Linked DNA regions of Homo sapiens: all the other regions are linked to region 2. A link is a loop called in an ENCODE intact Hi-C map of the cell type or tissue named here. Cell type or tissue: endothelial cell of umbilical vein. All regions are shown on one strand.

Region 1 (8,000 bases), 270 kb after region 2:
GAAGTATAACAGCAGGCAAGGAAGGGAATAGCAAGTGACTGCAATGGAGTGCTATTTGACTGACATTTTATCAGAGCCAAATGAGAAGAACCTAGTCATAGAAAGACATAGTAAAGTGTTTTCACTGTGGAAGCAGGAGGAAGTTTCCCAAGTATGCTAGTGAATTTGGTGGGGTCAAGGAATAATGAGAAGTCCAGTATTGCTGGAACATGGTAAGCAAAAGAGAGGTAGTAGGAGAGAGGTCTAAAAAGTACTTGGAGTTGTCCGGGCGCAGTGGCTCACCCCCAGCACTTTGCGAGGTCAAGGTGGGTGGATCACTTACAGTCAGGAGTTCGAGAGCAGCCTGGCCAACATGGTAAAACCCCATCTCTACTGCAAAATATAAAAAAAATTAGCTGGGTGTGGTGGTGGGCCCCTGTAATCCCAGCTACTTGGGAGGCTGAGGCAGGAGAATCACTCAAACCTGTGAGTAGGAAGTTGCAGTGAGCCGAGATCATGCCATTGCACTCTAGTCAGGGTGACAGAGTGAGACTCTGTTTCCAAAAAAAAAAAAAAAAAAGTACTTGGAAGTACTTGGACTCAAACTATGTTGGGTTTGGTAAGGAGTTTGGATTTTATTTTAAATGCTATGAAAAGCCATTGTAAATTTTAAACAAAGGATCTGATGTCAGCTTATCTAACAAAAAGAATAATGTGATATGTGGAGAGAACCATTCTGTGCTAAGTATTATGGACCAGTTGCATGTGTATGTGTATGGATATGAATTATGCATATACATAACTAAATATGATTTAAATCATATGGTCCTGTAAACATTTGTAATAATTGAAAATATGTCAATAAAAATACAGTTGAAAAACAACATCCAGTGAAAAATCTTAATATGTAGAAAGACAGTGTGAAGTACTTATTGACACCTGGATGTTGGATGTCACTGTACCAGGGAACCATGGACCTGCAGCAGTAGGAGGACATACTGCCTGCAGGTGTGAAGGTGCAAAAAGAGAGAGCAATGTTATTAGAGCTAGGTAAGAACTGGTGACCTGGAAGTCAGGAGACAAAGCTGTCGATATAGAGAAACATTTTCTGCCAGATCATAACACGAAATCACAGAGAAAGCAACGCAGGAGGCAATACCCTGATGTCTACTGCTGGTCTCTCTAATTGACTGAAACCAATTCAATGTCTGAAGGCAAGGGAGGCTGGATGCTGCAGTTTAGAGGCCAGCCTCCCAGGGCACAGAGTGAGACAGACAAAAGTAGAGATGGATTTTTGTGAACAGAAGGAGGTAAATGAGGTGTGTTTGTTTACATAGTTAATTCTCACAACACTATATGGTAGGTACTTTTGTTATCCTTAATTCACAAATGAGAAATATCCCTATGCCACAAACCACAGAGGTTAGCTACTTTATCTGTGTAAGTGCTCAAGGAAAGATTTAATCCCAGTCTCCAGGGAAACTATTGAAAGCAATGTTTTCAGTTTCCCTGAAATTGAGTTTGAAGAAGGGCCACTTCCAGGCATGAGACTCATCATGCCTTTGGATGATACTACACTGCATTGGCAGCATTGATATCACAAATTTAAGGGAGATAAAGGCATCCTTTTGGAGGATATTCATGTTTGTGAATAGGAGGCATTCCTTAGCTCTCAACTGAAAAATCCCAAGAAAATAACTTCTAAACTGTGGAAGAAGAGAAGACTGACATCTCCTTTCCAGTTGAATGACTGCTTATCCACCAAGATTGTTGACCTGACTCATGATATCAGATTAGGAGGAGAGACCTTTGAAGATATAACAGTGCATTTTGATAGAGTGAGTCAAGATCTGTCCCCTCCCTTAAATTCCTGGTTCCCTAGATATACAGAAGATAAATTATGCCTATTTACAGTACTACATATTGAACACCACAAAAGAAGTTTGGACATAAGAGGAATTTATATGGTGTTACAATCTGGGTATCAGTTGCAAGATGTGACCTCATCTTGTCAGGGACCACCAAAACTTAAGGAAGCCACTGGGAATTGAGTTGTTCATTAATGATGCCTGTTGAGGTCAAACTGGTCACTCTTGCTCTGTAGGCAAGCAATAGGTTAGCAGTGATGACCAACAGAGCAGAGACTTCCACTTCACCAACAGCTAAAATGTGAGATGCCCTTTTCCTTTTGAATTGATCATGAAACTGAAGCTTTAAAATGAAGAGGACAAAGTCAAATTAATTGGCATAAGCCTTTTACAAAAGTTAGAAAATCAAACTGTCAAATCTTTTTAGAAGTCTTCTGTTCACCAGAAAAGTGGTTTGACAGAGCATTGCTGGTAAACATTATTAGAAAATGAAGATAATTTCATGTTATAATTGAATGAGTTATACATGCTTTGATTTTAGATTATACTTTTGAATCACATCCTTTTGAGAACAAAGTGATGCATAAATAAGTAAATACATTCTAGTCCTCAGGTTTTGCTACTTATGTGTTTTATTTTTTTAAACTATAAGTTCTGGGATACCTGTTCAGAACATACAGTTTTGTTACATAGGTATACATGTGCCATGGTGGTTTGCTGCACCCATTAACCCGTCACCTATATTAGGTATTTCTCCTAATGCTATCCCTCCTCTAGCCCCCCACTGCTCGACAGGCCTGGTGTGTGATGTTCTCCTCCCTGTGTCCATGTGCTGTCATTGTTCAACTCCCACTTATGAGTGAGAACATGTGGTGTTTGGTTTTCTGTCCTTGTAGTAGTTTGCTTGAGATAGTTTCCTGGTTTCCAGCATCATCCATGTCCCTGCAAAGGACATGAACTCATCCATTTTTATGGCTGCATAGTATTCCATGGTGTATATGTGCCACATTTTCTTTATCCAGTCTATCATTGATGGGCATTTGGGTTGGTTCCAATTCTTTGCTATTGTGAATAGTGTATGTAGTAATACTATATATAATATACTACCCAGAATTGTATGAAATGCTGAGAAATGGCTAAAGAGTTCTAAATATCTTTGAGCTACATTATGTTTTAAAATAAGGCAGATCATCTACCATTTTCTCTGTGAAAACTTTTAATATATCTTAAAATAGCAATAAAGTAAAGACACAGGAAACTTCCTGGGGATTAAGGGCTGGCTAGAATTAAAGGCCAAATGCTTTCAACAACTTCTAATCAAAGATGAATCCTCAGGAAATGCCTTGTATCCTCATGATTATTGTTTAATTAAAGTTCCTTACTTGCATTTAATCTGCTACCTCTTTATGGTTTGTTAATTATTAATCTTGAGGCCTCTGTGATAAATGGCCTTTCTCCTTGACTTCGTTTTCATACACTTGCCCCATTCCTAAACACGTGTCCTTGGGGAAAAATTAATGAATCCTAAAACACCCTACAAAATGTACATATTAATTTATTTCTTAACTGTAGAATAGTATATTTATTTCAATGGTATTTAAAGCAAAATGCAAGTAAAACTCTGCTGACCTCCATCCTGTAAATAACATCCTTGCCTAGTATAATAACAATATCATTTTTAAATCATCTTGAATACAAATTGCTTCTCCTATATAATTGTTTTTATAACTGTAAGAAAAAGAGCTAAAAGACAACAACCAAGGCAATTTATTTTATGTTTTTGAGAAATGAAAATCCTGACAGCTACTGAATAATTTACTCTCATCTGAATACCGACTGTAAATTTTATGTATGAGGAATGGGAATGATTTGTTTTCAAACTACAGGTAATATGAGTTTTCTTCCAGCCTCTCAGCAGTTGAATTTCCTTTGAGTGCTTAAAAATGCCAAGCCATCTTTAAGGTGTTTCCTTTGCAACTTGCCTCTTGTAAGAAATGCTAACATATGAGGGAAATAGTATACATATATGGTTTATTGCTTGAGAGTATTATTAGCAGCTGCTTTTTAAATGTATTCTTTAAAAAAATGTAGGTTGTAATCCTTTCCACTGAAACCTAGGAGTAGCTAAATAATGAGGCTAAGCTCAGGAAATGTCAGAGGAAGGTGCATCCTGGGAGTGTGTTAGTCCATCACTTTCAGGAAGGGACAATCTAGTCTTCTGTCAAGTTGGTCTGTTCAGGCTTTCTCCATGTGGCAAGCTTCCTCCGATTCATGCCTCTGTAAGTAGTTATAGTTCAAATAGGAGTGGCTGTCCTAGGTTTCAAACTCCCCTTCTAGGAAAATGTTTCCATCATTCACCATTTCCTACAATTGTTATACCTCAAGCTGAAAAAGCTATGCCTAGCTGGGAAAAGGCGGGATTCTGGAACTCTCCTTTTCCGGTCTATCACCTGAATTAAAGCCAGAGGGAGGGGAAAGGGATATAGCACATCATGATATCTCCACTGAAATGGAATTTTACAAAAAGTTTTAGAAACGTACAGCTGATTCCTGAATGCATGCTTTAATTTGCATAGACATAGAACTAACTAGGAAATTTGGTATTTCCAAAGTTAGGTTTATAATACTCTTGACATTTTTTCACTCCACCCCACCTTTCTTACATATTTGTAGCATTCTAAGTTACTTTATTTGAAAGTAATTAAACAGAGCTACGGTGGGATCACATTCTTTCTTTTTCCTCTTGACAAATGAAAGCCCAGCTCAATGGCTGTCCAGCTGATAGCCTGCAATATGGAGTCTGAGCTGGACTGTTAAAAAGAGTGTTTGCACATTTCCTGGGCACTCTGGACTCACCTGTTTTTTCTGCAGTATTTGTTGATAAAATTGAGGTTTAAAAAAACAGTAGTCCATGAATTCTTCCCAGTTATCTTCTATCATAGGAATTTTCATAGGCTGCTTTGTAGGCATTTTTCAAACCTCTATCCATCACCTCCCATAAGGACACCACACTATCATATTATCCAAGAAAAAAAGACTTCTTATTTTCCATCAGAATGAAAATAATCTTTAAATCAAGGATAACCCTTGATATAATGCCAGTGTAAATTCATAGCATCCATGCTTTCTCCCAGAATAAAAATAGAAAATGATATAAGATTAAAGGTTTTATGTTATTGTTATAGCAAGTGGGAATTCTAAAGAATAAATATTCTTACTGTGGTTATAATAACTTCTTTTCATGGGCAATTTTCACATGTAGGTAAAACTTAAAAGATTGTATGCTTATGTTCATAGCATCTACAACATAGACTAATAATGTTCACCCACATACAACACTAGAAAATTGCACGTAAAATTGCAGCAAAGATAAATTGCCTAGAAAATTCTTTAAGAATTTTTTGCCCCTTTTAAAGATAGAAGGGAAGAAAATCGTCCTTTCTGACTTACTCATTCTCCTAGTGTTGAGTATATTAGATAAAATTATCAGTTGTGCAAAATTATCGGAGAGGAAAACGTAAACATCTCTAGGCAGTTCTCAAACTGTCTTCTTTTAGTTAAATATGGACACAAAACTATTAAATAGTTTTAAAAAGTATTTAAACTCTGTTTTTCTGTCCCTCTTCCTAGTTGCCTTTTTTTGATGTTTCAGAGATTTTTTTTTTTAAGTATATGTTATTTGCCATTTCTCTTATCTCTCTTTGTGAAATTAAACAGTTTTTTCCACAAAGAGTTGTTTTGTTTAAACCACTCATGGGTGCAGGAGGGGACATGAGCAGTTTTGATGCAATTCTCATATTCAGTCGCTACTTTTGGAAGTGTCTCCAGCCACCAAGGAGGGACTCTAGAGGAATGTCCAAAGCTGCTGTCCTTCCTCTTCTGCTGAGGCTCTCTGTGCCACTGGCCAGCAGGGTGCAGTGTCTTTCTTGGCTTTAGCTTTATTTTTCAAGATATTTTCTGGCCTCATCAGGGTCACTTTTTTTATTGTCAGCCAGCTTCTGAACTCTCAGGAACAGACAACCTCACAAACAAAATGATATTATGAAAAACAGACCCCAGATATTGGCACATCAGCAAAACAGATGGGGATTTGGGAAAGCAAAAAAAAAAAAAAAAAAAAAAAAAAGGAAAAAACTTCTTTGGAAAGATTGCCATTTCTCTACTATATACAAAATGTTGCTCCATACTCTACTATCCAAAGCATTACGAATTTTAACTTAAACAAGAGAATTCTAATGCAATTACATTAAAAGAGAACATGTTGCATAAGTCAATAGAAGGGATCCAATTGTAAGATTTTAAAGAATTTGCTTGTCAAAGTCTCTGGATTACTGGTTATGAACTTTTGTCTAACAACTTCAGAGGCTCAGCAAATTTAAATAACTGAAACAAAATTTATTAATAAGAATTGTTTATATAAACTTTAAAGACTTTTTTTGATTAAAATCCTTAGTCTTTCTAACTAACCTAAGTTTAAAATGATTGATTAAAGAAATGTGAAATTAAATTTTTTTCCCAACATTGAGATCTAACATTTATAGAACGTTTACAATGGGGGAGACACTATATTTGTAAACATCTGAATTATCCCATTTAAGCCTCAAAATAACCCTATAATAAAGATAATTTGATCATCTCATATTTTAAAAGATGGAGAAACTGAGAAGTATGCAACGTGGTCCAGCTCACACAGCTAGTTCATGGTGGAGCTGGACTGGGCTCCTGGCAGTCTGATTCCAGTCAGTGCTCTTAGCTACTAGACCTTACTAACTCCCGTTTCATTCAGTCCCTCTTGATGCCTGTGGTTCTCAACTTTGATTACACACTAAATAATTGAAGATTTAAAAATAATACCAATGCCCAAGTCTTATTTCAGAGCCATTAAGTCAGAATTTCTGTAGTGGGGAGATTTCATCTGGGCGTTAGTAACTTTTTAAAAATTGGGATTATTCTGAATTGCAATCAAGATTTAGAACTGCTGTTTAAACCAACAATTGTTTCAGGCAGTGAGGCTACAAGATGAAAATGATAAAAAGTTCCTTCCCTCATAGGGGAGTGTATTCATTTCCTGTGGCTGGTGTAACAAATTATCACCAACTGAGTGGCTTAAAACAACAGAAATTTATTTTCTCACAGTTTTTGATGCCAGAAGTCTGAGATCAAGGTTATGGCAGGGCTATTCTCTCTTGGGAGGCTCTAGGGGAGAGTTCATTTCTTGTCTCTTCCAGCTTCTGGTGGCTGCCAGCAGTCTTTGGCTTGTGGCCACACATGTGATTGCATTTAAGGCTCACCTGGATAATCTCCCCACCCAAAGATCCTTATTTAATTACTGTGCAAAGACCCTTTTTCTAAATAAAGTAACATTTACAGGTTGCAGAAATTAGGATTTGATATACTTGAGTGGCTATTATTCAACCTACTAGAAGGAGTTGAACAACTGGAGAGAGAATTTAAACATAGATTAAACATGCTATTAAGATAATGATGATATTTATAATAGTTCCAGAGAAGTTAGGGAGACAAAAGGAATCCACACTTTAACCAAAGGTTTTTTAGTTTACTCACCTGATAGTCTCTTAATACAGATTACTCTCCATTTGTAAAGGCTATGCTTTAAAGTGACTATTACTTCCCAGGTTTAATTTTTATTTTAAAACAGTGGATCTCAAATTTTATCATGAATCAGGATTATTGATCTGGGATGGGGTAATGGCAAAGAATGGATATTTGACTCATTTATGGTTATTTAATAATTTAATGATCTGGTGAAAAGGGTGAGAATATGTATATATGTATGACATTTTTATAAAATATTCTTTTATCCTTGGGTTATTAATATCTAATTTTTTATAATGCTTATTAACTCTTACAAAAATCATAATTCTTAAGAGGTAATACAGATGTATTATAGAATGTTCAATGCCAGTACTTTTTTCAAGCTAAATATATCTGTAAATATTTGTTTATCGATTCAAACTTTTTAAAAAACAAAAATGCCATTTTAAATAGTAGATCTCTTGGAGCTTACCGAAGCTATTGTTGAGCATTTGGAATTGCCTAGAAATTGACAATAGATTTTTCTAATAAAAATGTGACTAATGATGTAAAACCTTCTCACTTCCAAAATTAATCTGCAGTTCAATGTAAAGACCA
Region 2 (8,000 bases):
ATATATACCCTGTAATGGGATTGCTGGGTCAAATGGTAGTTTTGTTTTTAGTTCTCTGAGAAGTCTCCCTGGGAGAAATCTTAAAGTGACATGATGCCTCAGAGCAAATATCCATGTGAATATTATCCCATCTTTTGATTTCCAAAAATTATTTCCTGAGCTCCACTGATGTGGTTCTACATTGGTCTGTGCAATGTTGGCATAAGTAAGACAAAGAAAAAAAAGAGGGCTCTACTGAACACCTATGCTTATCTCTCGGTAACTCGCTCCTTCTCGAATCTCTGGTACATAGGAGGTAGCATGCATCATTTTACCTCTATTTACAGGTACTTGGACCAAGAGTGGACACTATATTTAATGAGAGTTCACAGACTAGTCTGACTTCAGTGGCCTGGCTCACAAAGATGGTCTAGGCTTCCTTTGTTAGAAACGGAGTTAAGATTTGAGGAGAAGGGTTGTTTTCTTTTCTGGCAGGGGGTGTTGTCATGGGGGTATAGTAATAAGCAGATTTATGAAGTGCTGCATGGTCACACTAATGACAAAGCACTAAAGTAAAGCTTTTTGGACTCCTGCTGCCAAAGTCACCAGAGCTACCATGAATATATGACGCTCTCTAGTCCTAACCTCACTGAAGTTTATTTCTATTGTAGTCCCTCCTTCCAGATTATTGTGTGATTTCTTAGTTATTTACTACTATAAACCTGCTTGTTTGAACTAGTTCAAGTGAGTCTCTGTTTTTTTGTGACCAAATGAGTAACAAAAATGATTCTCTGCATTAATTTAATGGTTGTAGAGATGTAAAAGAAAGAATGGGTTTAAGGTGTAGAATCAAAATACCTTAGAAATCCAAAAGACATGGATGATAGGGAGAAGGAAGAGTCAGAGATGAGTCCCAAACCCTTGCCAATAGGTAACACAGAAGACAGAACAGGGATTGAAAGAAACATATTGAAGTCCAGGTTAGACATGTTAAGACTGTGGTGCCTGTGATTTTTTGTTATTGTTGTTTTTTGGTTTTTTTTTTTTGAGACAGGGTCTTGCTCTGTCACCAGGCTGGAGTGCAGTGGCATGATCTCGGCTCACTGCAACCTCCATCTCCCAGGTTCAAGTGATTCACCTGCCTCAGCTTCCCGCATAGCTGGGACTACAGGCGCACACCACCACGATCAGCTAATATTTTTTGTATTTTAGTAGAGACAGGGCTTCACCATGTTGGCCAGGATGGTCTCAATCTCCTGACCTCGTGATCAGTCCTCCTTGGCCTCCCAAAGTGCTGGGATTACAGGCATGAGCTACTGTGCTAGGCCAACTGTGAGATTTTTAATGGAGATGCATATTAAAAAGTTGGATATGTAAGTGTGGACTCACTTTCATGTGCTACTCTTTTTTTTTTTTTTCCAGGAAAGAAGGCTTAGTTGATATAAAAATCTTACATTCAATTATTTATGATTAAGGATTTTGACAATTGAAGGTTTAACTGGTAAATTGACATAGACTGCATCAAACTAATATAACATCATGCTATTAATGAGGTTTCATTCCTTTAAAATAACCTCGTTTTGGAGGCACAAATTTTGAAGAATTAGTCATGAATTTATGATGTCTCCAAGGTAATTTAGGTGTGGAAGTGCACAGCTAGACTCTCTAAATATCATCTTTGGTTCTATTGCATTGGAACACTTATAAACCAATATCTTTAGTGTATTTTGGCTTTCCTCTCAGTGACCCAAGTGGCAAAAAGATCTATTAGCTAAATAAGCACACAAGGTTGCTTCTTGGTAAATTAAACATATGAATCTAAATAATGTATTTTCCAAAACCCCACTGAAGCTATAGTAAAGGAATATTATGAAAGACATGAACCCACAAGTCAAAAGGAATCAGAGTGGAGACAACAGCAACATAATTTTGGAAAATGAAATGATGGATAAGTGGTAGGCATTATAGCAAACTTATGAAAACTCTATACTAAACTTGTGTTGCAAAAGGTAAGAACCAGTTCAATTTACTTTGAAGAATTTTAAAAGAGCCAAGGATTTATGTGATTAGCTACCTTTGGCAGTTGGAGGGTCCAGTGGGATGTATTTTATAAAAAGGAAAACTAATTGAAAGCTGCTTAGGAAGGAGTTACATTCCTGGTTCTCCTTTCTCAGTCTGAAAATTTAGGTAATTGCCTCCATCCAAGTAAATCAGCAGAGATTTGTTCTCTGGAGGAGGTCAAACAAAAGGGCATTGAGGGATACCAAGCATAATTAGTGATATCTTACCAAAAAAGTGGTATTAAGTTAACATGCATACTGGAGGCTGAATCCCACCCCCTCCTTACTCTACCCTATAACTAGATTACTGGTTATCAGAAATTTGCCTTCCAAGAAGAAAATAGTAAGAGTCTTCTCTAGAGAATCTGATGAAAATGTAAATATTAATTAGAGGGGCTCCCTGATGGCATGGTCCAGCCAGATTACCTGCAGTGATGTTTACAGTCAGAAAGCCCCTCCTGCCCACTCAGTGTTTCAAACTGGGGTTTTTCATCACCGACTCTAAAATATGAGCTGACAATCAAGGCTTATAAATCTAAGGGTGACCTTTAACATAAAAGATGCAGATCAAATAGCTAAAAGTAAAAAACTATGAGGTCGAAACGGAGATTCTGCAGAGAGAAAATCATAAAAATTTGCATAATATTTTTAGAGAGATGTCTATAGAAACAAAGGAACAGAATGCTATAATAAAGACATATTAAGATAATAAAAATGAGATTTTAGTAATTTAAATTATTACAAAGAAAAGATAATTGTAAGAGCTGAGAAAGTTCCCTCCCAAATAATCAAACAATAACAAAAAAAGACAACAAAAACTAATTCACCATCACCATCACCGTCAACAACAAAAAACAGAATAAGAATTCAAGTGAGGAAATATTGGAAGAGAGCACAACAGTTTCACTACCCAATTAACAGAAATTCCGGAAAGAGACCAGATAAAAGAAATGGGAAGAAAATTTCAAAAATAATTTTACAACATTTCCTGGAACTGATTCGAGGGCTCCTCAAGTATAACACATTTGCTGAGTACGGATGTATAGGTTGGGCATGGAACCACTCCAAGGAAGCACTGTGTATGCATAAGCGAAGTCATGCAGTTCACACCTACAGGTGGTGGCTCTGCGTCCTACCAAGACCGATGGACATGAAATTTCATAATTCTGGGGAATGACAGAAGATCCTACACTCTGTGGGGGGTGTGTGTGTGTGTGTGTGTGTGTGTGTGTGTGTGTGTATGAGAGAGAGAGAGAGAAAGGAAGATAGGGAGAGAGGGAGAGAATGAGAGAGATGAAAGAAGTGGGAGGGAGAGAGAGAGGAGGGAAGGAGAGGGAGGGAGAGAGGAAGGAAAGGGGAGAAAGAGAGAGAAACTAAAGGATCTAGAATCAGAATTGATTTTTACTTCTCATCAACAGCAGTGAAACCATGAGACAAAGAGTAATGCCTTCAAAATTCTAAGGAAAAGTAATTTCTAACTTAGAGTTCTATACCTAGCCAAGTACTATACTTACAACCTAGGTGACAAAATTATCTGTATACCAAACCCTTATGACATGCAGTTTACCTATATAACAAACATGTATATGTACCCTTGAAACTGAAAAAAAGCAAAAGCATAATAAAACAAATCTTACATGTTTGAAAATGTTTCTTATCTGCATAATGGTAAGTTTGGGGAAGGGGAAATGGGATGTAGAGAAGAGAGGACCATTTTTGTCTCAACAAACACTGATTATTTTAGCTACATTTAAAAAACCAAATTTGATTAAAACAAAAATGAAGAAAAAGCTACTGATTACTTTTAAAAACCAAATTTTTATGGAATTTGGTGAGGTATTATTTGAAAACCAACAGCATCTGCTTTCAATCATTTCAAGCAATTTTTCACTAAATTGGCACCAAGGCCATCTTGCCTTTTGGCATGTTTATGATATGTATATCATGTGAGTCTGTGTGTATGTGTGTATTATTTATTCTACAGCTTAAGGGTGAAAAGCTTAAAAATGGATTTCTTGGAAGCATTGGGATCCTATTTTTATTCCACTAGGTGTCAGCATAGTACCGTGAACCTGAATGCTATTGGGTTAGCAATCATTAAATCATTGCTTGTTCATAAACATGTTTTTATTTATCTTTCCAAAAATGATGATGTGAAATTTAGATTTAATAATGTAATCATCTTCTGCATTGTAATCATTATTCTCTACTCAAATGTTCCTTTTCCCCCTACCTATTCAGATTAGTATGAGCTGCTTAAATTAGTTAACCTTTGGTGCTAATATACATCAGGGAATAGAAAAAGAAAACAACTACTGACAGAAATGACAGCAATGAATGTGTTTCCTGCATCTGAACTTTGGATTTTCAGTCAGTGTTTTTTTTTTTTTTTAGTAGGTTAAGAGAGACATTTGGCTGACTGGGAAGATCAAAAGTATAACATTTCCACCATCTGTTATCTAGTTTATAAATATGCTTTAAAGGATATGAGCAATAATTGACTAGTTTAGTGCCATGGCAACTGATAAGTGTTCTTGTTAAGAGGACGTGTTGGGTAATTATTGTTAGATATTTTTAACTTATTTATTCCCCCTCTGACTAATCACTGTAGCATCATTGGCTTTGGCTTTGTATTGACTTGACCTTGACTCATCTCAACATCAGCCATACATATACCTATATGTGTATATGTGGATGTATATATATACACACACATATATAAACTCACATAGACACACATATAAATGTCAACAAATACAAGGAGCATGTCTATCTTTATTTTCTGTTTATTATAATTAGAAAAGTGGCTGAAACGTAATAGGTATGCGATAAATATTTGTTAGACGAATTATTTAAAGACAATTTGATAATATATATGTGTAAGAGATTTAATTATTAAGACTTGGTCACTTATGGATGCAGATAATTAGGAAATGAGAAAGTCCCTTGGGGTTTCTAATTTAGAAGTCTTGGTGGTGGCATTCATAACTACGTGGGACTCCAGGAAGAGTTGTAAGTTCAGCAGGATAGATAATGAGTTCAGATTCTGCCATTTTGAGGCAGTGGAGTGGACAGCAAACTGAAGCTGTCTGATAGGCATTGGCTATAAAGCTCATACATTTTGTAAAAATATTTGAGCGGGAGATACAGTAATTATCATGATGTAGAATGGGTCAGAGAGTAGATAAGTTTACCCAGGCAGGGTTTGTTCAATGAGGAGAGAAAAAGGCCAAGGGCAGAAACCTTGCAGAATAACATTTTAGGAATAGTGTACAATGAAAGGGAATCCTGAAAAAGAAGCTGGAAAGGAAAGAATAAAGTGTTAAGCATAAAAAGTAGTGAATTTTGGACGGGCGCAGTGACTCATACCTGTAATCCCAGCACTTTGGGAGGCTGAGGCAGGCAGATCATGAGGTCAAGAGATGGAGACCATCCTGGCCAACATGGTGAAACCCCGTCTCTACTAAAAATACAAAAATTAGCTGAGTGTGGTGGCACGTCCTGTAGTTCCAGCTACTTGGGAGGCTGAGGCAGGAGAATCACTGGAACCCAGGATGCGGAGGTTACAGTGAGCCGAGCCGAGATCACACCACTGCACTCCAGCCTGGTGACACAGCGAGACTCCGTCTCAAAAACAAAAAACAAAAAACAAGAAACAAAACCCAAACAACAACAACAAAGTAGTGAATTTCAAGAGAAATAGAATGGTCACCAGGGTCAAATGCTGCAAAGTAGTCCAGCCATATAAGCAATAAAAGGCACATATTTATGAATTAGGAAATTGTTGGTGACTCTGCTATGGAGTTATGAGAAGAGATTACCATTTACAGTATGACTGAGGATGACATAGGACATGAAAGAGTAATATAGTGAATACGGACTGTAGACTCTACTTCGATGGAATATGACTATTCAAAGAAAGGGAATAAAGAACTTGGCAGCTCAAGGTTTGCTAACGCCAGCTGCCCCAAGGTTGAGATTTTATGGAATAGTTAATCAGCAGTCTTCAAACTGAGATATGTACAGTTCTTGAGGTCCATGAAGACTTTACCAAGTACATAGGGTTGAAATAATTTAGAGATTAATGTCTATATCCTCCATTCCACATACACTCTTTGCTAATATTAATTGGCCTTAGAGCTTTAGTTAAAATATCATACTTGTTTTCTTTTCCTACTTTCCTTTTGCAACTACACTTCTCTTGCTTTATCAAACAAAATCACATATTATCTAATCTGATGTTGATCATCCCAGGGTATAAAATCATGGAGACATCAAACAAAAGAAAAATTTGTATTGATGATGAGAAAGTGAATTTCCTCAATGATTCAGAAACAAAATTTTTTGAACGTCAGGGAGTTTCTAATTTTTTGCTTTCAAAACAATTGAAGGAACTGATAAATCATTAAAATATAATTTTTGATAATACATCCCTATGTGACTTTTGGCATATAACATGAAAGGATTTCAATAGTGGATTTATGTTGCTAATACCAAAACATCCATTTCCACCTGTCCTATCCCACATTATTACAAAAAATTTTTCTCATATTTATAAAAACAACCAAATTAGGAATTAAATGTATGCTGAACACTGTCCTTCATCATAAGTAATATTTAGTCATTGCACATAAACTAATTAGAAATGAAACAAAAAAAGAAAAATAATCTCACAGGGTACAAAGAAAAGTGGGAAAGAGAAGAGCATTGGTACTCACAACTGAAGGAGGATTGAGTAGAATGGGAATGAGAACATATGAGAGGTAAGGTCAGTAAGGGGCTTGAATTCTGTGCTGGGCTGGGTAGACAGGGACATAATGGAGTCAATGATTCTAGATTTGAGAGTTCTCAGTAGAGGTGGACTGAAGTGTCAGGTGATGTCCAACGAGGCCAACTATCTGTGACTCCAGTTTTCCCTCAGGATTCATGATTTTAGAAAGGCACTTAGGACAATGACTGTGATGGGATGAATCCTGAAGAGAACACTCTCATCAGATGGTGGGAGGAGATTCAATGTATCTGAGAACACTCATCTCTTGAGGAGTAAGAGCTTGACTGCTTTCTTCACTACAGTATTTTTAAAGCTTAGAACTCTGCCTGGCAGAGGGTGCTCAGATATTTTCTGTTAAATGAATTAGCAATGACTGGCAATAGCCAAGACTCCTGAGTCTTCACTTAGTGGAACTAGAGTGGCCTTTTAACAGAACCTATTTGCATTTACACATTATGTGTTCACGCTATATAGAGAAGGAAAAAAAACGCCAAAATACGTATTTATGTTCATATAATTCAGTTTGAAAGTTCTCTTTCAAATAAATCTCACATGTCTTTCATTAGCTAAAATAAGAGATAAAGTGTTACACATAATCCCCCAAAAGAACATAAGTCATAACTCAAGTTATAATATTAATTAAAATAAATTATATAAACTAGCATTAAATTATTTGCTATGACAATATACATAAAGAAAAAAAGTGGGTGACAGCAGACAAAAAAAGGCTAAAAGCATTACTTAAACTTGGCGTCATGAGGTGATGTTGTCAGAGACTTAGCTTTTAATAGGCCAGAATGATCATGTAAAATAAAACAAGCAACAATCTTAAACTGACATTCCGGGAACATGGGAATGATTTTGAAGTTAAAAACTGTTTTTAGAATAACAGTCCTAATGATATTTTCTGCCAATTAAAAAGGCTATAATTGACAGCTGTTTTAGTCAAGAATTGTTTAGTTGTAATGTATAGAAATCCTATTTTAATTAGTTTTAACCAAAAATGGGGATTTATTGGCCCCCAAAAACTGCACCCTGGAAGCCCAGGGTACACCTAGCTTTAGCATAGCTGGATGCAGGGGGTTAAATGATATCATTAAGACAATCCTCTTTCTTATTTTCTTGGTCTTGTTTTCTTTTGTGTTGCATTTATTTCTAGGTAGACTTTCCCTACTAAAAGAGCCTCAAGA
Region 3 (8,000 bases), 440 kb after region 2:
ATTCATGCTGAGAATAGGAGACAGATTGGATTTTTATGGCTACTGAAGTGTCTGGAATTGGTGGGATATCAGTGGAAAGGAAATTTTGTAGAGAAGTACTAAGGATGAGAAGTACTAAGGATAAGAAGTCATTCTACTATTAATTTCATACATTACTCCAAATATTTAAATCAACTGCATACCACAGGTAAAAATATATTTGAACAATTTTCTATTAAGGCATCATTAAAATAATTCAGAAATATCTAACCTTCTGGATTTGGAACTTGTAAGTATCATACCCCTCATTCCTACCCTGACATTTGAGAAAAATCTCAAACCATTGTTTTTAAGAGATAAACAGGGTGGAAAAAAAATACCCTAGTTGTTCTAAATCCAAAGGATGGCTGCATCAACATGTTAAATAATCAGAATTTAGGCATTTTTAATTAAAATACTTAAGCTCCTACTCTTCATGTCTTGTAAAGTTATACTTCTGTGAAACAGTGCCTAATTTATGTCGTGAGAATGAAAGTCATTACAAATGTCCATATTAACCTTCTATCTATTCACAAATCATAGCACAAGTTTTCAAAGCTTCTATGTAAACATTTTTTAAAAAGAATTTTCTAAACTAATTTATATTCTGATTATTCTATGTTTTTGTATACTTTAAGAGCCACATTAAGCATCAATAAAAATTGAATAAATAAATAAATAAGTAAATAAATAAAATGTAATTTAGTGTAATGTAGTGACTAAGAACATGGCTTCTGGAGCCAAAATGCTTGCATTCCAGCCCAGTTCTGTGTTTATTTGCTGGGCGATTTGGGCTATCTTACTTAACCTATCTGCTGCAGTTTTTATTCTATAAAATAAAAGAGGCAAAAGACTTAATGGTGTTAGTATGGCTTTAATACATAGAAGCCATTTCATTACAAAATATTCAGTTTTGATAACTCGTTATATTTGGTCATATTTGCTTTAGATCTCTGCCTCATTTTTAAGAATTAAAACATAAGAGATGCAGTTTAAAGTTTCCTCATTTATGTCTCTCCCCAGAGATGGTTTTTTTTTTTTTTTCTTTTGAGACGGAGTCTCGCTCAGTCGCCCAGGCTGGAGTGCAGTGGCGCGATCTGGGCTCACTGCAAGCTCCGCCTCCCGGGTTCACACCATTCTCCTGCCTCAGCCTCCCGAGTAGCTGGGACCGCAGGCACCCGCCACTATGCCCTGCTAATTTTTTTGTATTTTTAGTAGAGACGGTGTTTCACCGTGTTAGCCAGGATGGTCTCGATCTCCTGACCTCGTGATCCGCCCGCCTCGGTTTGAGAGCTTGGTTTTTATCGCTCCTATGTCTGTTATAATTTTATATGAATCTATAATTAATGTATAATATTGTTTTATATACTTAATTTGAAATTTCATGCTTATTTTGCAGATTTATTAGTGAGGATTTAAATTTTTGCAAAACGTGTATGTTAGTTCGTTTTCACGCTGCTAATAAAGACATACCCAAAACTGTGCAAATTACAAAAGAAAAGTTTATTGGACTTACAGTTCCACGTGGCTGGGGAGGCCTCACAATCATGATGGAAGGTGAAAGGCACATCTTACATGGTGGCGGCAAGAGAAAGAGAGCCAAGGGAAACAGACTTCCCTTTATCAAACCATCAGATCTCGTGACACTTATTCACTACCATGAGAACAATATGGGGGAAACTGCCCCCATGATTCAATGATCTCCCACCAAGTTCCTCTCACAACATGTGGGAATTATGGGAGTACAATTCAAGATGAGATTTGGGTAGGGACACAGAGTCAAACCATATCAATGTGATCACCTTTTATTTAAAAAATTGTGCAATCCTATCTTCTACTGACGCAAAAGTTCAGCCTTTTATCACTTGGTGTTTCAGATAAGAGATCTGATAAATAAATAGCCTTAAATTAATTATCAGAAGATCTGTTCATCTTTCATCTGTTAAAATATGTCCCACAGTTACAAAGTAATTAAAGTTCAAACACAAGTGTAGGTATAAAATTTTAGTGGCTTAAAACTGTCAAGCATTTGTTTGTAAATATCCCTTGGATGAATACAGTCAATTCTCATCAAGCTGAAAGATGGGGATGGTTTTGGTGTACACGAGTTACTGATGAGAAACTGAATAACGCTGTCTGGAAAAAAAGAGCAATAAAATACCAAAATACTCTTAACTAATAGCATAGAGAGAGAGAGAGGAAGAAATAGCTTCAGCTAGACTGCCCAGAGATATGTCTCAGCAAAATGAGCTTCTGTTACTGGGGCTGATCAAGAATGCAGGAGATAGATATCATGGGAATAAGAAAAACAGTGCCTGAATGGTACATCAGCTTGACTTGATGGCCCTCTAGGGCTTTCTTGTTCTTGTATGAGAATGTGCTTCTGTGTTCATTCATCAAAGATGGCGCTATAGCATTTCATCATAGCAAAAACATATTTTTAAATTGAGCTCTCATGGAATCTGTTATACATGGTTTCCTCATATGACACTTATGATTTGATGCTTCTGCTTCCAAGGTAATCTTACATAACTCACCTTGAATTTCATTTACTCTACTTGGCCAGAATTATATAATACATGAGATTTTACATACGAGAAAATCATTGACTAATAAGGTTTTATGAGTCAAAACAATGAAACTTTCCAGCTAACAGAGATTTATTTTCTCCGTTAACCTCATCATATTGATTTATTGTTCAGAATTATTTAAAACTAGACAGTAATTTGCCTCCTTCCACAACTTTTTTCTTTTTATCTATCACTTTGTTATTGTTTTTTGAGAATTCTTCTGGACACAGACTTGTGCCAGAAAATTCAAGTAGTTAAAAAACAAGTAACTCATATGAAGCATATTTTCAAGTACATTTTAGTATCAGGATAGAGGGCTCAGAAATGCACAAAAAGAACTATAGATACAGCTTAAACATGTTAAGAATCTTATAGAGAATAATCAAGCTAGTATGACAACACCAAGAAAGGATAGAGCATATGCAGGCATAACTAAAAGATTAAAGAAAGCAGTAAAATTAAAATAGTTCATAAACATTGATAGAAATTAAATTAATGGGGTTGGAAGAGGAGTAGGACAAAAAAACAGTGATTTTAGGGGGAAATGAAATCCACTTTGGCTGACATAAAATATTTAAAGAAATAGTAACAGAGTAAATGAGAACAGATCTTAGGGAAGTCTAAATACTGAAAGCCTGAATTTTAGTAGGCAAAGGGGAATGTGAAGAATTTGAACAGCTGACTGTCATATAAGATAAGCTTTAGGAACATCTTCTGACTTGAAAAATGTCTGAAATGTTCTTGGTGTCTTTGAAATTTAGAAAACTACATGGATATGTCTGAACATGGCTTTTTTTTTAACAGCTCCAAATCTCCTGTTCATTATTGCACTGTAGTCAAAATACAGTATTTGCTTCTGGTTTCTCATCTTGTTATGGCTTTCTACATTGTTCTACTTAAAACTCAAGATATTTTCCAAATGTGTCCTAATTATTTTGCTTTTGGCAACCCTAGTCTAATTGCCACTGTCATGTCATCCTCTACTTCAGTACATAAGTCAAGAAGTAGGTATTTAATTCCAAAATGCAATTTCAACCACGCTACTCTTGTACTAAAACTCTTTTAATGGCTGCCTATTGTTTAATTGACTACAGGTTTAAATCTAAGATCTTTTACCAAGAATTTAAGTACCTTTGTGATCTGACTCATGTCTTTCTTTCCAGCCTTATTACTTGTCCTTCTCAGAATTTTTTTCTATGTAATAGTCATTAAATAATAATTTCTTTCCATGTCATGCCCTCATATCTTTGAATCTGCCATTGTTTCCACCCAGAATGATTTTCCCTCCTTTGTCTGTTTTTATATCTTCCATTCTTTCTTGATAATATACTATAAGTATGCAGAAAGGCTTTTTCTTCTGACTTTTGCAGGCACAGTTAGTCTTCCTCTAAAATGTGTTCACAGACCCCCAGTACCACTTTTGGAAATGCAAATATTTGTTCCACTAGACTGTAAGTTATTTGAGTCAGTGCCTCTCCAGGTTAGTAGCGGAAATATAGCAAACATAAATTTTTGTTGAGTGAATGAATAAATAAAGTATCCATTCTACAGGATAGAAGCAGATACAAAACAAACATAAATATCTGTTGAGCAGATGAATGAATAAATAGGTATATCAGAAGGTTTTATTGCAAACAAATAAGAAAAATATGTGTTTATGGTAATTAGTGTATAGCTATGCTTTTAACTTGAATCCTCCTTTAGTTATTGATCATTTCTGATAATTTGGCATAGTTGAGATAATCATGGACACAGGACAAGTTTTATTGCTGCCATTAATTTAAATGTAGGCAGTTACAGTAATTTATCCTGTAAGTATTCATCTTCAGCCTGCTTAAATATTATAGAAAGAGCAATAATTGCTATAGGCAGGAATATTAAAAATGGTGATAGATAGTAGAAACCTGAAAAGGGTTAAATCCACAGAGATCTGAAAATTGGTTAGTTTGTCAAATCAAAAGCATAATGATTGTGTATCAGAAGAGGGCAGCAAAGTGCAGCCCAGGCCAAAAATCTGAACTTGACCAAGTGCCCTGATGTGAGATGAAGAGTATGACTAAAGACCCCTGGAGAGTGAGTGCAACATTTAGCAATAGAGAAGTGTAGGAGAACCAAGAAACTAATCCACTGTCTTTGTACCAAGGGCAGTAGCCAATATAATATATAAAATTTTATAAGAATATAAAAGCAGTATTGTTTTCACTCTCATTATCACATTTTAATCTTTGAAACAATTCTCCATGGCATGGATAACTAGATACTGTGTGTGGGAAACAATACTCAAAGAAGGAACTACTAGGAGAGACCAGAGCCAAGACTACTCTTAGATAACCCAGTCTAGGTGAGCATGAGGAGTGTCAGGTTGAGCAGAGGGAGAGTCTTTAAGGTTTCAGTCTAAAGAACAAAGGCCAAGAGCAGGGTCCAAGTATCACAGCAAAAGGAGAGCAGCAGGAAGCCAGAATTAGGGGACAGGTTGAGAGTCTGGATACATGATAGCTTTTGGATGGGATTGTGGGGATTAATTCTGAAGTCTTGGATAGCATTCCTCCTGACTAAAGATGACTTGTCATGCTTGTATCAGTGTGAGAACTCACATGGCTAAAAGAGATTTGTCCCGTTGGAAAACAAACCTTTTGATATTTCTTCATTGCCCAAAGTTATTAGTATGGCATTTAAAGTTGAGAATGATCTACTAATAACATTGCTATTTGTAGTCTTACTGCCTTCTTCCTATTTGATGCACTTACAGCATTTTATATATATTTCCTTTGTATAATTTAAAACATTGTATTAAACTTTTGGTTGATATATCTTTTCTCCCCGTCTTGTAGTGAGGTTGTTTCCAAAGGTAAATGTAGAATAGTGTTTTGGCTCTCCAGCATTTTTGTTGAATGAGTATGTTATTAGTACTTACCTCAGTATAGATGAATATGTTTTTTGCACTGTCATAGAGCATAACATTTTGCAACCAAATTATAGTTCACTGTCTACTTGTAACTAAAGTGATCATTACAGCCAAAATTAACACAAGTATTTTTGTATTGCAATGACAGAGGGATTCTTTGAATTGGGGCCTTATTATTAGAGGAAGTAAGTCCTAAGAAGCTCTATCGTTCCCATAAGCCTGTCAAAAAACTGCCAATGCTCAGGACTTTAAACATTTCTGCTGTTTTAATAATATTTGCACAAGGGCATAATCAGAAAGCCACAATTAAAATACACATTACAAGTGCTTACCTATCCATCTTCTCCCTTGCCCTCTATTATTTTCGAAGCCCTAATGACAAAAGAGAAAATTGCTCCTACCAGATTAAAACCTTTTGGTTTCTTTTTTACTAATAAACACGTTTTTCCCTTGGCACTCACAAAATGTAAATATTTACTTTGTAGGTTATTTTAATTATTGGATTACTCTCTGAATTATTTGAGTCACACTCAGTGCTTTCTAATTATTATCACACTTGTTTACATTTCTCTTTCTTAAATTTTAATCAGTGTATTTTGTGCTCAGTGAAGTAGCATGTCTAAAACATATTGCTTCAGACAGAAAATTAATATTGCTCAAAGATATAAAATTAATATTAATATTGGTTCAAAGATAGAAAATTAATATTGCTTTTAAAATTAAAAGTTAGGAGAACTACTTACTGAAGGCAAGCTTTATGCAATCTCTTACTCATTTTAACTGATTTAATAACAGAGCCCATATACCAATATCATGGTTGAAAGGCTTTGTGGAGAAATATTATTTTAACCACTGAAGTACCAAAAATAAACCTTCTGAAGCCATTGCTTAATTTCATATCTATATTTTAAAAGCATATCATAGGACATGGATGAAGCTGGAAACCATCATTCTCAGCAAACTATCACAAGGACAAAAAACCAAACACCGCATGTTCTCAGTCATAGGTGGGAATTTAACAATGAGAACACTTGGACACAGGAAGGGGAACATCAGAACCCGGGGCCTGTTGTGGGGTGGAGGGATGGGGGAGGGATAGCATTAGGAGATATACCCAATGTAAATGACGAGTTAATGGGTGCAGCACACCAACATGGCACATGTATACATATGTAACAAACCTGCACGTTGTGCACATGTACCCTAAAACTTAAAAGTATAATAAAAAAAGAAAAGAAAAAAAAAAGCATATCATAAATTGTTATGGATTCATTCTTCTCTTGAAGAATATTTTGCTTGATTTTGGTTTTAGCTGATATAACATAAAGTTCTGAGATTAATAAAAAGTAATTATTATAGTGTACCCCCAAATTTTTTTCTAATATTTTCTGTTTTAACCAAGTCTGTAATGCTTTCAGTGATTATATGGAAAGCAGCCATATAATTTAGATTTTTAAATGGCATAATCAAAATTTGCCCTTTGTTCCTAAAAGGACTTTCCATTTTAATAACAATACATTTATGAATGTATGCTAAAGTATAAAATGTTCAAGTATAATATTTCTGCAATTTTGTTGACAAATTAAGGCTAACATAAACTCTGAAAATGTACTGTTTACTATTTCCGCTTCCAGTATCTAAACATTTGAAGAAATGTTTCGAACTGGAGCGAAAGTATTTTATACTTGTGTCGTAAGTTTTCCACAGACCATGACATAATAAATTGTATTTTCTATTAATTTCAGAAGTATATCTTTAACATTGCAACACAATTCTAAATAAACAGGGAAAACTAACCTGAAGAAAGAAAATCATATGTTTCTTTCCATTAACAACTTATATAGTAATTTAATTTTTTTTTCTGTTAGGAGGATAAAGTGAGTAAAAATTACGAATGTCACGTTGACCTTAGAAACAGCTATTCACTGCAATCTGTGTTATTTTTAAAGCTATGATTTGGCAAGACTTCTTTGTATTTTTTAAAAAAGCAAATTCATTTAGAATATACATCTGGACAACACCATTGCCATTTAGAAGAAAACACAAAGAAGTGAACATCGAAGAGTGCTTTTCTGTGTGTACTAACTTTGCATGGCAAAAGTTCAAAAGCAGCAGGAACTTCCCATCTGTTTGCAAGCTGTCTCAGACCACTTGATTTACAGAAATTCTATTTTCCTTTTGTAAAGGGCACACTTCTCTAACATTTTAAAAGAAATTTCAGTGTTACTTAGGAGAAATGGGATCACAGTAGTAAACACACTGTTGGTGTGTATTATTTGTACACAGTAATAATTCTTAATTTGGTAATAAGAATTATACTTTCAAAACAAACGAAACCACTAATAGGTAGAATTACATTATTTATGAAAGAACTCAGAAGAAGCAATAAAAACAAATAACTGAATCATGTGAAAGCATAGTACACAGGTGATAAAACAGATTATAAAATATATAGTGGATTCAGTCAATCATTGACAGATTTTTGGAAAGATATTGCACTTGCGAGC

The links. Hi-C counts contacts between places; a loop is a spot of excess contacts. Peaks named below come from ENCODE experiments on the same cell type or tissue, not always from the same donor. Only the 100,000 strongest peaks of a DNase experiment are listed, where the experiment ranks them.
Region 1: a loop joins it to region 2, with 11 times the contacts of the local background. A loop is called at or near these places in 12 of 110 quality-filtered maps.
Region 3: it touches region 2 in a loop (9-fold over the local background); 17 of 110 quality-filtered maps call a loop at or near these places.

What each region holds. Positions count from the first base shown.
Region 1 is chr2:187,132,681-187,140,680 of GRCh38, forward strand. All of the region lies in intron 1 of CALCRL-AS1 (CALCRL and TFPI antisense RNA 1), which reads left to right. Among named protein-coding and RNA genes, the nearest start is that of CALCRL-AS1, 130 kb to the left of the region's middle. In endothelial cell of umbilical vein, a CTCF peak has its summit at 5,750 (motif pointing right); DNase peaks (open chromatin) are centred at 4,171 and 5,771; H3K27ac peaks cover 2,132 bases.
Region 2 is chr2:186,858,944-186,866,943 of GRCh38, forward strand. No RefSeq gene overlaps it. Among named protein-coding and RNA genes, the nearest start is that of ZSWIM2, 14 kb to the left of the region's middle. In endothelial cell of umbilical vein, a CTCF peak has its summit at 4,104 (motif pointing right); DNase peaks (open chromatin) are centred at 4,208 and 4,458; H3K27ac peaks cover 801 bases.
Region 3 is chr2:187,294,742-187,302,741 of GRCh38, forward strand. All of the region lies in intron 2 of CALCRL-AS1 (CALCRL and TFPI antisense RNA 1), which reads left to right. Among named protein-coding and RNA genes, the nearest start is that of CALCRL, 150 kb to the right of the region's middle. In endothelial cell of umbilical vein, a CTCF peak has its summit at 4,587 (motif pointing right); DNase peaks (open chromatin) are centred at 4,610, 5,630 and 7,590; H3K27ac peaks cover 2,488 bases.